Regions from separate parts of the Homo sapiens genome. Here all the other regions are linked to region 1. Evidence: chromatin contacts called from ENCODE Hi-C or POLR2A ChIA-PET data. All regions are on one chromosome and are shown on one strand. Each heading gives the region's core, a stretch centred on a gene start or an enhancer-like site at or near the end of the contact. The rest is flanking DNA. Distances are from core to core; before and after follow the strand shown. Region 1 overlaps UNC13A (unc-13 homolog A). Region 2 holds the start of MRPL34 (mitochondrial ribosomal protein L34). Region 3 holds the start of GTPBP3 (GTP binding protein 3, mitochondrial).

The links. Hi-C counts contacts between places; a loop is a spot of excess contacts on that map. ChIA-PET counts read pairs that join two places held with the same protein, here RNA polymerase II (POLR2A). Pooled maps may share reads with other maps.
Region 2: a pooled map shows a loop between it and region 1 (4-fold over the local background). The contact joins the promoter of MRPL34 here to the enhancer-like site in region 1. A Hi-C loop is called at or near these places in 6 of 50 pooled maps. POLR2A ChIA-PET finds 5 or more read pairs at or near these places in 2 of 52 experiments (activated B cell and activated T-cell).
Region 3: a loop to region 1 is called in a pooled map, with 12 times the contacts of the local background. The contact joins the promoter of GTPBP3 here to the enhancer-like site in region 1. A Hi-C loop is called at or near these places in 1 of 37 single-sample maps with no recorded cell type and 7 of 50 pooled maps. POLR2A ChIA-PET finds 5 or more read pairs at or near these places in 1 of 52 experiments (WTC11).

The regions. Positions count from the first base shown.
Region 1 is chr19:17,604,458-17,607,675 of GRCh38, forward strand. UNC13A (unc-13 homolog A) reads right to left here. Exons shown (of 44, transcript NM_001080421.3): 44 at 1-1,897. The coding sequence ends at 1,597. Among named protein-coding and RNA genes, the nearest start is that of COLGALT1, 50 kb to the left of the region's middle. RefSeq lists enhancers at 460-1,364, 1,365-2,269 and silencers at 1,354-1,613, 1,984-2,203. Within about 2 kb of position 1,779, at least 21 of the 41 ENCODE cell types and tissues checked have a DNase peak (open chromatin) inside an H3K27ac peak, as active enhancers do.
Region 2 is chr19:17,304,142-17,307,359 of GRCh38, forward strand. MRPL34 (mitochondrial ribosomal protein L34) reads left to right here and starts at 1,731. Exons shown (of 2, transcript NM_023937.4): 1 at 1,731-1,816; 2 at 2,025-2,702. The coding sequence starts at 1,752. The coding sequence ends at 2,238. RefSeq lists an enhancer at 1,675-1,754 and a silencer at 1,985-2,044.
Region 3 is chr19:17,335,603-17,338,820 of GRCh38, forward strand. GTPBP3 (GTP binding protein 3, mitochondrial) reads left to right here and starts at 1,951. Exons shown (of 9, transcript NM_032620.4): 1 at 1,951-2,062; 2 at 2,406-2,653; 3 at 2,763-2,849; 4 at 2,937-3,139. The coding sequence starts at 2,010. RefSeq lists enhancers at 920-1,591, 1,592-2,263, 2,264-2,935.

The DNA of each region.
Region 1 (3,218 bases), core at 529-3,028:
GCCTGGAGCTCTTTTCTCTCTAGTAAGTGGTTCCCTCTCATTCTTCACCTCGGAAAGCCTCCCCATCTGATGTTCTATCCTCCAGAAACCCAGCTACTCAGCTCACCCCGTTTTCATTTCTCCCTAGCACAGCAAAATCTTGTCCTTCCCAATCCAGCAGAAAAAGGCGTGCCATACACACATGTGGAAAAGCAGATCCCAGAGCAAGTGTAGTCCACGCTGAACTTTCCCCTAAGGTCCTATGTGCACCAGGTAACTCCAGCCAGGTCACTGTAACTTTGCTCATTGGAGAAAGAGCTTCCAGCTGGCAAGAGGGCCATCTGAGGTATCCTGTGGCTTGGGTGTTTGAATCAATGAATAGGCTCTTGGAGACTAAGCTCTCACTGTGTCACTGTGTTTGTGTTTCTCTCTCTCTCATTCTCTTTCTCTCATTCTCTTTCTCCCCCCTAGAGTTTCTGGTCTCCTTCTGTTCTTTCCTATTTGGAAAATTCTGGAAAAGGAAGAAGGGATGGAGAAACCTGGGACCAGGGGATCCCAAATTCTCTTTTGTGGTGGGAGGCCCTCATGGCATCCCCCATGGAGATCCCAGGAGAAAGGGCTGAGGGCAAAGGTCCTGCTTGGCAGCCGGAGAAGGAAAGGCGAAGTAGGGGTCTTGGCCTGGAATTCCCACCCCTTGGAGGAGGCCGAGGGGGAATTAGCAGCAATAGGGAGCTGTGTCAGGTCATCCCGATCTCAGCCCACCCTTCCATGGGGCACACAGGCCTAAGGGAGGGGCACAGAGGGTATGGCACCTGGAACCTTGGCCAAGTCTCAAGCAGCTCTTTAAGCCTCAGTTTTGCCATCTGTCAAATGGGTGTGTTGAACTCTATGATATGAGGACTGGGTTTGTTGGGGGAGAGGGAGAGGCAAACTCCCAAAGGGAAGTAGGGGCAGCGTGGGGAACCAGAGCCGTCCCCTCGGCCCCCAGGGTTTGGGCGCCCAAGGGCGCATGTGCTTTTGAAATCCCATCCTCCCCCCTCCCCCCATTTATTTTTTGCACAAATATCTAAAGGGACTCCGGTATTCCGGGGCCCTCCAACCAGCATCCTGGTCCCTCCAGTCCCCAGGCCACCTAGAGGGGCGCTCCAGAGAGCCCTACCCCTTGCCCAGGGCCCCCCCTCGAGGGAGCTGAGATTTCCATACTTGGCAATTGGTCTGGGGTCCCAGGGGTCTGGGTCCCATCTTATGGCTTTTCCAGGGGACATGAGGTGGTGCCTCCCGGTACCAGAGCCCCGGGATGTGGCCTCCTCCATAGGGACGAGGTTTCCCCCATCCCAGCTCAAAATGCCCCCTAGGTGCTGGGGGCGTGGCCTCAAGTTGGGGATGTGGCTCCTTCCTTCGTCGCGCCCTTGGGCGTGGCCTCCCGAGAGGGCGGGGCATCCTCCATTCCTAATTCCCCAAAAGGGAAAGCTGAGTCAAGGGCGTAGGCGCAGCCCACCCTTGGCGTGGAGCCCCCCGAGCCCCGCCCCTGGGGAGGTCCCACCAAGGCGCAAGCCCCGTCCCTCCCCGCCCAGCGCCCTCCGCGCAGGCGCAGTGCCGCTCGGCCGACCGCCCGCGCTAAGGCGCAGGCGCGGCACCGCCCTCCTCGGCGGAGCGCGTGTCCGACTTGAGCTTCACGAACTCCTTGGCCACCTCGTCGTTGCTGCGCTGCGAGAGGATTCGCAGCACCGTGAGGCCCGTGTCGTCCATGTGGATGCGGCGGCCGAGCGGCAGCCAGCAGGCGGCGCTCCCGCGCTGGGCCAGCTCACGCAGCTGCAGCACGGCCAGCCCCACCGTGCGGTCCTCGCGCGCGAAGCAGTAGTCCTTGACGCACACCTGCAGCTCATAGCACTCGGGACCCGCGTCGGCGCTCAGCGTGCTGCGTGGGGAGGGGCGGAACGTGAGACAGGCCACACCTACTGTGATGCCCCGCCCACGGCCCCGTCCCCACCGCATTTGCGGGCCACGCCCACACCGGGGTGCCCACACCTGTCACCTCCCACGCTACGCTAGCCCCGCCCCTGCCCCGTTACTTGACCTACAACCCTGTGCTTGGCCGCGCCCACAGCAGCTGACCCCGAGCTGGGCCACGCCCACGCCTGTTCTTCCCATTTTTCCACCCACCGAAAAATGACCGCATAGTTTTACATCCAGCTCCCGCCCCTCAGACACCGCCCTGCAAGGCCATGCTCCCACCCTGAGATACCCGCGCCTGTGCCCTCTGCCGGCTGAACTGCTGCCCGCACGGCCCTGCCCCTAATGTCCCACCCAGAAGCTCTTTAACCAGGCTCTCCTCTAGACCCACGACGTGGCCCTTTCCCCAGCCCCCCACACCCCCAGCCCACCCCTCTTACTTCCAAGATGCCCTCCAGACATGAGCCTGCCCTGGTGCCTCACCATGGGTGACACCGCCTCCCGCATGCCCCTCACCTGTGCTCCTGCCCCTAAGCAGTCCCAGTGACCTGCCCTGACGCCAGCTGGATAAGAGCCCCTCCTACAGGGTCACGCCCAGCTTCTCCCTCTTGTCCACCTCCCAGGTTGTACCTCTATCCCTGAAGTACTCCGGCCCACCCTGGCTGACATCTGACCTCCCACTAGACCATGCTTCTCCTCCTGAGTATCCCCTAAAGGGGCCAATCGCCCCAAAACCTTCTGACCAAGAGCCCTGTGCTGACACGACATGGAACTGGCTTCAATCTTGTCCCATAAGAGCTCCCAGGCCCCCTAGATAATACCAGCTAACCAGCTCTGATTTACCCTTACCCCTGTGCATTTTTATTTATTTTTATTTATTTTTATTTTTTGAGTGGGCATCTCCCTCTGTCACCCAGGCTGGAGTGCAGTGGCACAATCGCGGCTCACTGCAACCTCTGTCTCCCGGGTTCAAACGATTCTTCTGCCTCAGCCTCCCTAGTAGCTGGGATTACAGGCATGCACCACCACACCGGGCTGATTTTTTGTGTTTTTAGTACAGATGGGGGTGGCGGGGGGGGGGGTCTCACCATGTTGGCCACGCTGGTCTCGAACTCCTAACCTCAGGTGATCCACTGCCTTGGCCTCCCAAAGTGTTGGAATTACAAGCGTCAGCCACCGCGCCTGGCCCATAGTTTTTTGTTTTTTTAAAGACAGGGTCTCGCTATGTCGGTCACCCAGGCTGGAGTGCAGTGGCACAATCATAGCTCATTGCAGCCTTAAACTCC
Region 2 (3,218 bases), core at 481-2,980, 300 kb before region 1:
TAGAGAGTTTGAATTTCATAATCAGCCGATTTAACCCATGGCTGCCATGGTTCTGAGAAGGGCTGATAGCAAGAGGCAGGCATCCCAGCTCTGTGGTACCGGCGGGGCCATGGTAGGCCCTCAGGAGAGCTCAGGTCTCAAATCCAGCCTCTGCCCTTTGCTGATGTGTGACCTCGGGCAAGTTACTTCACTTTCCTGAGCCTCCGTTTATTTCTCTATGAAATTAATCCTCTCATAAGTTTGCTACGCAGGTAAAGCACTCATCATAGTGTCGTGCATATAACAAATGCTCCATATATTATGGGCATTATTATAGTGGTGATGTTTTGCTAAACGATGCTACAGGTAGGATGGGCTTCGGAGGACGAGGGGTTAAATGCTCCTTGCTGCTTGGCCACTCACATCCCCTGGAATTTGCTGCCAGAGCTGGATTCCGTCCAGACACCTACTCTTGCCCACTAAGGGCACTTCTGGGAGACTATACAGTTTATTCATTTAGCAAACACCTCTCTGCATGAACCCCAAGCTGGCACTTGTAGGGATACAGCCCCAGGCCCCTGGCCCTTGAGGAGCCCTTGAACTTGGGGGAGAGTCAAGGGAAAGCAGTCGGGCCAGAAGAATGGACAGCGGTTGAGAGAAGACGACTCCTTTTTTTTTTGAGAAAGGATCTCACTCCGTTGCCCAGGCTGCAGTGCATTGGCGCTATCATTGCTCACTACAGCCTGGATCTCCTGGGTTCAGGGAATCCTCCCACCTCACCTTCAAGTACTTGAGACTATAGGTGGTTGCTACCATGTCCCCAGGCTGGTCTCAAACTCCTGGCCCCAAGGGATCCTCCCTCCTCAGCCTCCCAAAATGCTGGAATTACAGGCATGAGCCACACCTCACTCAGCCCTTGGAGAGGAAAGGATTTTTAAAGGGCGGATAGGGGAACACCAGGCAGAGAGGAGAGTGTGGCTGAAATGTAAGATGGTGTGTGTAGAGGGTTTTGCATGCCTGATGGAAGGGCTGAGCAGGTTTTACCTGGGGAAATGGGGAGCCAAGGATAGTGTGTGAGTAGGGGAGGGGTTCAGATCTGAGTATCAGAAAATTTTTCTTCCTTTTTTTTTTTTTTTTTTTTGGTTCTAACAACAGAGGAGAATTCTTCTAGGGCCCAAAATGGGGGCAAGATTGCCAAAGACAAGCTTGCAATCCCTGAGTTTACAGATTGAGAAAGCCCAGAGTGGCGCAGGGACCACCCCAAGGACACGCAGCGAGCTTGAACTCAGGCCTCCTCGGCTTCCTGCCAAGAGGCGGAGACTTGGCTGCAGCCAGGACAAGCTGCCAGCCAGCTGTGTGCCATCTGCCCAGCTCCCGCTGGGGGCGGGAAGACCAACCAGCCGCTTCCTGCAGCTGCCACCAGCTGCGCCCGGCCACCGCGGGGCACCCTCTGCCGGTCAATAGGAGAGAGAACTACAGCTCAGCTGCCAGCTGACCGCGGGAGATAATGCCTTGTGCGCACGCGCTTGCTCAGAAGGCGCCGTTCGCCGGCTACCTGTTGGTGTGTATGCAGAGCATCCCTGTGCCCCGCGGATATAGACTGGCGCGCCTCTGTTGCGCAGGCGCAGAACTACAACTTCAGGGTTTTCCCCAACGGCCTCTTTTTTGCACGTTAGGAGAAACTACATTTCCCATAATCCTTTGTTCCAGGGCTGGAGCGGCTCTGGGCTCCGGAATCGCCCGCAGCCGGTACTGCGGGACCCACTGCGGATATGGCTGTCTTGGCTGGATCCCTGTTGGGCCCCACGAGTAGGTCGGCAGCGTTGCTGGGTGGCAGGTAAGTCCTCAGGGGGACCCTTCCCCAAATCAGGGAATAAGGGCGGCTTCGGAGGCTGGCGCCACTCTTCACTGCCCGCGTGACCTGCCAGTGCCTTGCGCATTTTGCAGCCAGGCTCTGTCTCCGGGAGCCGAGGCTCAGAGAGGTTGAGCGCCAAGGTCACCCAGCGCCCCGTCTGACCTTTCTCGCCGTCCCTCTACCCACGCAGGTGGCTCCAGCCCCGGGCCTGGCTGGGGTTCCCAGACGCCTGGGGCCTCCCCACCCCGCAGCAGGCCCGGGGCAAGGCTCGCGGGAATGAGTATCAGCCGAGCAACATCAAACGCAAGAACAAGCACGGCTGGGTCCGGCGCCTGAGCACGCCGGCCGGCGTGCAGGTCATCCTTCGCCGAATGCTCAAGGGCCGCAAGTCGCTGAGCCATTGAGGATCGCGACGCAGTCGGCGGGACCCTCATGGAAGCATCGCCCTCGCCTCGGACCTTGCCTGGCGCTATTTTTGCAGGGAGCTGGGGAGCAGGAACGCCTCGGACCTGAGTGCTCTCCATATTGTGGGGTTGAAGTCTGGATGGGAGCTTGCCAAGTCCCTTTTTAGGCTTTTTAATTAGGAAGCATTTCGAACCTGCGCAACAGACCAAAGAACAGTACAAAGAACATCCGTGTACCCAGTACCCTGACTACCGACTACCTACAACCCGTCCCTGCCCCATCCTGAGTTCTTTTGAAGCTGATCTCAGGCATCGGATTATTTCTTCTGTAAATATTTCAGAATGTATCTCTCCAAGATGAGAGCTCATTAAAAGACAATTACAAAGCTTATCACATCCAAAAGAATTATCAATAATTTTGAAATATTATTAAACGTGTAATAAATGTTCAAAGTTCCACTTGCCTTATATGTGTCATAACTCTTTTTTTTTTTTGAGACAGTTTCCCTTTTGTTGCCCAGGTTGGAGTGCAATGGGGGGATCTCGGCTCATTAAAACCTCCGCCTTGCGGGTTCAAGCGATTCTCCTGCCTCACCCTCCCGAGTAGCTGGGATTACAGGCATGCGCCACCACGCCCGGCTAATTTTGTATTTTTAGTAGAGATGGGGTTTCTCCATGTTGGTCAGGCTGGTCTCGAGCTCCCGACCTCAGGTGATCCGCCCTCCTCTGCCTCCCAAAGTGCTGGGATTACAGGCATGAACCACTGCGCTCTGTCCCCCAGGCTGGAGTGCAGTGGCACGATCTCGGCTCACTGCAAACTCCCTCTCCTGGGTTCAAGCAATCTCCTGCCTCAGCCTCCCGAATAGCTGGGATTATAGGCGCCCACCACCACACCCGGCTAATTTTTGTATTTTTAGTAGAGACGGGGTTTCAACCATGTTGGCCAGGCTGGTCTCGAACTCCTGACCTCAGGTGATCTG
Region 3 (3,218 bases), core at 701-3,200, 270 kb before region 1:
TATGTCTACATGGGACATACTAGTACTAAAAAATTATTCATTGTTTATTTGAAATTCACATTTAGCTGGGCGACCTGGGTTTTACCTGGCATTTGGCCAACCCCTGACTATTCTGAGTAGCTCAGTCTGTTAGACTGAAAGCCCAGCGAGGGTAGGAACGAGGGGCCAGGTCTGGTTCTCAATGCGAGCACACAGTAGGCGCTTGCTGTACGCTTGTTACAGATGTAACAACTAGCTTGTTACAGATGTAATAACTAGCTTGTTACAGATGTAACAACTAGAGAATGGCAGATGAAATATAAATATGTCATCATTTGTTCCTATTTTACAACTTAAAATATTAAAGCCTCGGCCGGGCGCAGTGGCTCACGCCTGTAATCCCAGCATTTTGGGAGGCCAAGGCGGGTAGATCACCTGAGGCAAGGAGTTCGAGACCAGCCTGACCAACATGGCCAAACCCTGTCTCTATTAAAAATACAAAAAATTAGCCAGGCATGGTGGCGCACGCCTGTAGTCCCAGCTACTTGGGAGTCTGAGGCAGGAGAATCGCTTGAACCTGGGAGGCGGAGGTTGCAGTGAGTCTAGATCGCGCCACTGAACTCCAGCCTGGGCGACAGAGCGAGACCCCGTCTCAAAAAAAAAAAAAAAAAAAAAAAAAAGCTTGGGCAACGTAGTGAGATCCCCGTCTCCACCAAAAAAACGAAAACAAAACAAACAAACAAAAACAACAAACAAAAAGAAACACCGAAAAGTTAGACTGGCATGGTGGCTCGCGCCTGTGGTTCCAGCTACTCAGGAGGCTGAGGCGGGCGGATCCCTTGAGCCCAAAAGTTGGAGGTTGCAAGAGCCGTGATCGCGCCACTGCACTCCAGCCTGGGCGACAGAGTGAGACCCTGTCTCAAAAATAAAATAAAATAAAATAATAAAGTAAATAAAAATATTGAGCAGGGCGAGGTAAGGGGGTATTAGAACTCTATTCTGTCAGACAGATTTTTCTTAACACGCAAGTGCGCCGCCCGCCCGCTCTGATCCAGAACCAGAGAATCCGCCATGCGAAGGCGCTCCCGGAGACCCCGCCCAGCCAGTGCCTGGAATTCCACCATCAGCGCTTTATTCCGAGTTTCAGTGCTGTCCTGGGTTAACCTGAAAGCAATCTCCGAGGCTCCCCTTTCTGGCTTTCGGGGAGCCAGAGACTGACCGGACACTTGGCTCTGCAGGTGCAGACCTGGACCAGAGAGACAGAGAGCCAAGGAAGTCCACAGTGGAGAGAGGGCTGTGCTGGGGGTTCCAGGAAGACTTCCTGGAGGAGGGGATCTTGGAGCTAGGCCTTGAAGACGAGTTTGTCAAATGAGGAAGGGCATCCGAAGCCGAGGGAACGGCAGAAGGGAACGCTGGGGAGGGGAGAGAATCTGGAGAGTTCCGGAAAAAGCAAGTAGGACTCTTTCCAGAAGTTCGGGCAAGATTTTCCCTGGATCAGGGCGTGGGTTCTCCAGTACTCGTCCCTCCCGGTCACCGAGATGCTCTGAGTTTCCGGTCTGAACCTGAACGTAAAGAGGTGTAGTCCCTCCTTTCTTGAACGGGAAAACTGAACGCACATAGGTCCTTGCCACGCCTAAGGCTGCGGAGTGAGCAGATGGAAAATGCGGGACTCAAAACCTCCCCTCGCTGTAATTTGCACTGCCCTGTGCCAAACTCTGTCCTTTCTTCCATTCCTTATTCCTATTGTCAGCCTCGCTGCGCTAGGACCCTAAAAATTTGGTCTCATGTTGCCCGGGGAACAACATTTCGCTACACCTACCTCCATACCGCCTCCCGCTCCCGCTCTCCCTTGCACCAGCCAATGGAAGCGAGTATCTTCAGACGGTGGGCAGGACGTATCCTAAGATACCCAATGGTGGTCGAGAATAGTTGAGCACTTTACTAGTCAAGCCGCGGAGTGGGCGGGGCCCCCTGCCCAGACTTGAAGCCACACAGGCAGGTCGGGCAGGCGGGTCGCAGGTTGTAAATCCATGTGGCGGGGGCTTTGGACCCTGGCGGCCCAAGCGGCACGTGGGCCTCGCAGGTGGGGCTACAGGGGAAGGGGTGCGACAGCTTGGGGTGCTGCTTGGACCCCAGACCCACTCCCTGGGTTTTAGGGGCCCAATTCCCTGCGGCAGAGCAATCATTCGCGTTCTTCCGTGCCTCAATCGTTCATGACCCTTGCGGCAGAGCCCATATCTGGGTCTCCTTCTGGCCTCACAGTCCCTAATCCGGTCACCCTTCGGCCTTCAGAACATCCAATTTGTGCATCCCCCAGCCGCAGAACCCCCCCACCTGGAGCATCTCGCGATCATCGAGCCCTCGGTCTACTTGACACTGAGGCTGAGCCTCCCAGGTGCGCTGATTCGCCTCCCCTCCGGTTCCAGATTGTGCACGCGCCGGAGCAGCGGCGCACCAGCCCCCGGCTCCGGCGCCACCATCTTCGCGCTAAGCTCTGGCCAAGGCCGCTGCGGCATCGCAGTGATCCGGACCAGCGGCCCCGCCAGCGGCCACGCCCTCCGAATTCTCACAGCACCCCGAGACCTGCCCCTTGCTCGCCACGCCAGCCTGCGCCTGCTCAGCGATCCCCGCTCCGGGGAGCCTCTGGACCGCGCACTGGTGCTCTGGTTCCCAGGTGAGGGTCCCCAGGTTCCGAGCCTCCTGTAGGTCCCATGACTCAGTTTCCCCCTTCCAAGGGTTTGCACTGGCTGTGCTGTCCTCCTGTCACCTGTCTGTCACATTAGGTCCCCAGAGTTTCACCGGTGAGGACTGCGTGGAGTTCCACGTGCATGGAGGCCCGGCAGTGGTGAGCGGCGTCCTGCAGGCCTTGGGTGAGTTGCAGCGTTGGGTGAGATGCTTGGTCCTCCCAATGGGCCTGGGTGGGGACCAGGGGGTGTCAGACTGGGACCTTCCTGCAGGCAGCGTGCCAGGGCTTCGACCGGCGGAGGCAGGCGAGTTCACCAGACGGGCGTTCGCCAATGGGAAGCTGAACCTGACCGAAGTGGAGGGGCTGGCGGACCTTATCCACGCGGAAACAGAGGCGCAGCGGCGGCAGGCCCTCAGGCAGCTGGACGGAGAGCTGGGCCACCTCTGCCGTGGCTGGGCCGAGACCCTCACCAAAGCAAGTCCCCCATTTGTCCATTCTCTCCCTCAGAGACCCCATCTGTGCAACCCCTGCATGAGACCCCCTCTCAATCCCG